Linked DNA regions of Homo sapiens: region 1 is linked to region 2. Evidence: read pairs that join two places in POLR2A ChIA-PET (ENCODE). Cell type or tissue: Panc1. All regions are shown on one strand.

Region 1 (2,500 bases), 450 kb before region 2:
TATATTCATGTATCTCATTTTTATTAAAACACACATGCACATGCATAGAAAATTATCTGAAAAGTAATACAGTAGTCATCTATGGATGGTAGCAATTTGTTTTTATATTTGTTTCCTTGTATTTTCTAATTTTCAAAAACGTACATGTAACACTACTTGTGTAATAACTTTTTAACAGCTAAAGTCAAAAATTAATATCGGTCACGTGCCTACTATACGTAAGACGCAATGGAAATCTGCTTTTACTCTCACCTAGTCCTCCAAGTTTGTTTTTTAGGTCATCTTTCTTCTCCAACCCCCTAGGCTAAGCAACAAAACACATTTCCTCAAACTCCAATAGGTTTTCTCCCTCTAGTTTCACCCAGACACACATACTTTTCATTGCTGTCCCTGTATAGCTACTCTTTCAACCTGGATAACTAATATAAGCACAGCACTGGTTTACAGGCAGAAAACCAGTCAAGTGAAGCGGGGAGAACTAAGAAGGTGGGTTTTTTTTTTTTCTTTTAAATGAACACATATCTACCTTTGTTAAAGCTAAAATATATGTGCAGCCAACCCAACTTTTACTAGTAAGCAGTCTGTACTCTTAAAGGTGGAATCAAGTTCAAGTTCTACCTTACTTTCAGACACTCCCATTATCTCTGCTAAATAGGGACCAAAGGAAATAGCAGGAAACCTAACACTTAAACAGCTTAAAATTATATTTATTCTACACATTAAAATGACAATGCCAAGTAAAAGACACTTATAGAAGTATCCAAACTTTGAAGAAGACAGCAAAATACCAAGCAGAAAGTCATCTGATTTACAAGTGACCGTAAGCAGGCTGGGCGTGGTGGCTCACGCCTGTAATCCCAGCACTTTGAGAGGCCGGGGCGGGCGGATCACGAGGTCAGGAGTTCGAGACCAGCCTGGCTAATATGGTGAAACCCCGTCTCTACTAAAAATACAAAAAAAAATTAGCCAGCCGTGGTGGCACGCGCCTGTAGTCCCAGCTACTCAGGGGGCTGAGGCAGGAGAATCGCTTGAACCCAGGAGGCGGAGGTTGCAGTGAGCTAAGATCATGCCACTGCACTCCAGCCTGGGTGACAGAGCGAAAGACTCTGTCTCAAGGAACAAAAAAAAAAAAAAAAAAAAGTGACCGTAAGTAAATGAGACTAAGATCTTTGGGATAAAAGGACAATAAAAATTCTGGGTTGCATGTACTTGCTAAGAGTGTTACTCACAAAACATCCCATTTAACTCCCCCCACGTATGTTGCCCACCTACAACAAATTATTACATCAAAAGTGTTGACTCAATGCAAGTATGGACATATTGAATGCTTCCTTTCTCCACCTTTCTCCACCTGTGATTAAATCTTGATCAGTTGTGATATGATCAAAATGCAACTTACTATAAAATCTGTAACCACTGGGGAGTCACTACCTAAATCAGCTTTCAGGGAAATAATTTCCCTCTATCTTAAAACTAGTTCATTAGCTTTGAAAGGTATTAGCCTTGAGCTACAAGTAGCAAGAGAGCTAGCCTTCATGGCGGGTATTATAAAAAGGAAAAATAGTTCACCTAATAAAAAACCTTTGGGAAAGAACCCCCTAAGCATTCCCATTAATGGAAACCTCAGATCCTCTCCTACTTTCCTAAAAACGTAGCTGTCTCAGGTCATTCACTGCAGCTGTCATTTTACAAAAGAAAATTTAAATTCCCTCTTGGCCGGGGCAAATAGAGGGCGACAGCCCCTCGCCCCTGCCGAAGTAAGGCAGGGCGCCAGCCCTCTCGTTACTAGAAGGCAAGCTAAAGCTCCTTTTAAACGGTCTCCGGATGACGACGCATTCCTAACGGGTTTCGAAGGCATGTTTAAATCGCCCGCTTTTTTGTTTGCTCTCAGCATTCACCGGCGCCGGGACTGCGGCCGCCCCCACCCGCTTGGGGTGGGAAACCTGGGGCCAGCGGAGCCTGGCGCGGGAGGAATCCTGGGGCGAGGGGAGACCCGGGACGCGCCAAGCCGGGGTTGAGGACTCGAGAATAAGGAGCTCTAGTGGGAGGGTGGCGGAGTGAGAGGGGACGTGAGAAGGCTAAGGATCCCAGCAAGGGGGGCACCCCGGGGTTGTGGGGGAGCTCGGCCGCCGCCCCGCAGCGGCGAACGCTCCGCGCGGCTCCCGCCGCCCGCCGGGGAATGCGCAGGGCCGCGGTTCCGCGCGGCGCCGACCCCTCCCTCTCTCCCAATCCTCCTCCTCCTCCTCCTCCCGAGGCGACAGAAACAACAGCGCGGGAGGAGGGGAAAGTAACTCCCGGCACCTCCGCCGGAATTAGCCCCGGTGCAGTGATGACACCTTCTCGTGGCGCAACCAAGCCCCGCTCCCTCCGCAGCGGCGTCCCCGCCGCCGCCGCCCTCTCCATTTGAAAGTGGCCACCCCCCGCCGCGGCAGCTCCTCCCGCCCCGCCGCCGCCAGCTGCACCAATCCGCTCGGCCCCAGTTGCAAATCAAACGCTCCCT
Region 2 (2,500 bases):
ACACAGATTTATACTAGCAGGAGGGAGAAATTCTTTCCCAACAGAGAAACCCACAGAAGGGAGAACAACTAGGAGGTGGGAATGAGCATAATGTATCTGGAAGGAGGGAGGAAACTGATCTGACCCAAGCAGAAGACATTGCTGGGTGGGTTGGATGGGATGAAATTGTGGAAGGTCTCATAAGGGTAAGAATGAGACTCGGTATACTAGCTTGCTATGGCTGTTGTAACAAATTGCCATTAACTCAGTGGCTTAAAACAACAAAAGTTGATTACCTTAAACTTCTGGAAGTCAGAAGGTAGAAATGAGTCTCACTGGGCTAAGATCAAGGTGTTGGCCAGACGGTGTTCCTTTCTGGAGACTGTAGGTGAGAACCATTTTCTGATCTTTTCCAGCTTTTTAGAGGCTGCCCTTATTCCTTGGCTCACGACCCTCTTCCAGCTTCAAAACCAGCAAGGGCTGGTTGAGTCTTCTTTACATCCCTATACTATCACACTTTCTTCTGCCTCCCTCTTTCACTTTTAAAGACCATTGTGATTACACTGGGCACACCCAGACAATCCAGGATAACTTCCCAATCTCAAGGTCAGCTGATTAGCAACATTGACTTTATCTGAACCTTAAATCCCCTTTGCCACGTAACCTAACATATTCACAGGTTCTAAGGATTTGGATACGACATCTCTGGGGGGCCATTATTCTGCCCACCACACTCAGTAACTACTTGGAAACCTCTATCCAGCTCTTAAGCCTTAAATGCCACCAGGAAAACATAGAGCTCCAGACTGAGCTGCCCTAAATCACCCTCTCTGAAATCTTGCACAACTGAGTCATGATGAGGTTTTTTGTTTTTTTTTAATTTGCCTTTGTGCATAAAATATTGTTGGGGCCCAGCACTCTTGCATTGTGCCACTCTGCTGCCTATATGCACACAAAAAAATGTAACAGCAGATATTCTTGTAACACCTTAATCACATACACATACACAGATAACATGACAATTTTGAGTCTTTCTCTGTGTATAGATGAGGTTGGCCCTGAGAAATGGGCCAGTTGTCATACTGTGGGATGCCCACATGCATAATATTTTAAATTATTTTAATTTGCTTAACTGGATCTGGTTCCTATTAACATGGTAGGAGGCACTGTGATTCCCATGACACTGACAGGGCTGTGTGAGTCTCTCACTTTTGTATAACACTAATTAATCATGACAATACAACTATCTCAAATGCAGTTATCATCTTTCTTAGAGCTCAGAGTTTCACAGAATTTATCCTTTTTCTTTCAAAAATATTCCTACAGGGTTACCAGCCGCAGGATCACTATTTGAGATTAAAATAAGAAATAATTTTCTTACATCAGTGAAAGGCAAAAAGAAATTTATAAATGCAATGCTCTAACTGAAAAAATAATCACATCTTTTATTTCCAAATATGCAAATTGTGAATTGAAAGATGTTTAAGTGAAGATTTCTGAAGTTAACTTACCTCTATCTTCAAAGTATAGGCGACCATGTCTTCATTCACTCATTCTTTCAACACATATTTCATATAAACTTTCAGATATGAGATACCATTCCCTAGAACCCACAAGACAGATTCAACAAGACAATGTCAATGTCCTCAAGGAGCTTACTGTTAGTAGGAGACAGACCATACACTTTTAACAAACATATGAACAAATAAATCATCTTTCAGATAATGACGAGTGCTCTGAATAACAACAACAAAATAGTGCCAGGTAAAAGAGAGAGAATGTGAGAGATAATAGAAAAAAGGTTATTTTAGTTTGGATGGTCAGGGAAGGCCTACGCAGATATTTGAATAAGGAGCAAGGCATGTGAAGAAATGAGAAAAGGGTGAACATGCCAATTTGATTCCATTTAACAATTTTTTTTTTTTTGAGGCAGAGTTTCGCTCTTGTTGCCGAAGCTGGAGTGCAATGGCGTGATCTCGGCTCACCACAACCTCCACCTCCCAGGTTCAAGTGATTCTCCTGCCTCAGCCTCCCGAGTAGCTGGAATTATAGGCGCTTTAGTGCCACCACATCCGGCTAATTTTTTATATTTTTAGTAGAAACGGGGTTTCACTATGTTAGCCAGGCTGGTCTCCAACTCCTGACCTCAGGTGATCTACCTGCCTCGGCCTCCCAAAGTGCTGTGGTTACAGGTTTGAGCCACTGCACCCGGCCCATTGAACAAATATTAATTAAGCATAGACTATATGCCAGTCATGGTTTTTGGTGCTGGAGAGAAAGCAAGTATAAATAACCTGCTTACAACAGAACAAGCCTGAATAGATCAAGAAACGAACAAAAATGTAGCATTACGTTGCGTCCATAAATGTCTTTACCGAACACATTTACCCTCTAATTATCTGACAAACGATATAATTATCAAAAGCACAAAATCTTAGTGGTAGAGGTCAGTTAAACTATCTCTCTTCCTAAACTTGGTTTTCAAATTTTTGCAATAGAACTATTTGTTTAAATAAAATAG

The links. Peaks named below come from ENCODE experiments on the same cell type or tissue, not always from the same donor. Only the 100,000 strongest peaks of a DNase experiment are listed, where the experiment ranks them.
Region 1: POLR2A ChIA-PET joins it to region 2 with 10 read pairs; 9 of 35 experiments call an interaction of 5 or more read pairs at or near these places.

Annotation. Positions count from the first base shown.
Region 1 is chr4:128,812,048-128,814,547 of GRCh38, reverse strand. The region is part of intron 1 of JADE1 (jade family PHD finger 1); the gene reads right to left. Among named protein-coding and RNA genes, the nearest start is that of JADE1, 3.6 kb to the right of the region's middle. RefSeq lists enhancers at 429-1,010, 1,011-1,592 and a silencer at 2,036-2,500. In Panc1, no CTCF peak of the experiment used is centred here; no DNase peak of the experiment used is centred here; H3K4me3 peaks cover 1,473 bases; H3K27ac peaks cover 1,998 bases.
Region 2 is chr4:128,360,025-128,362,524 of GRCh38, reverse strand. No RefSeq gene overlaps it. Among named protein-coding and RNA genes, the nearest start is that of LINC02615, 67 kb to the left of the region's middle. In Panc1, no CTCF peak of the experiment used is centred here; no DNase peak of the experiment used is centred here.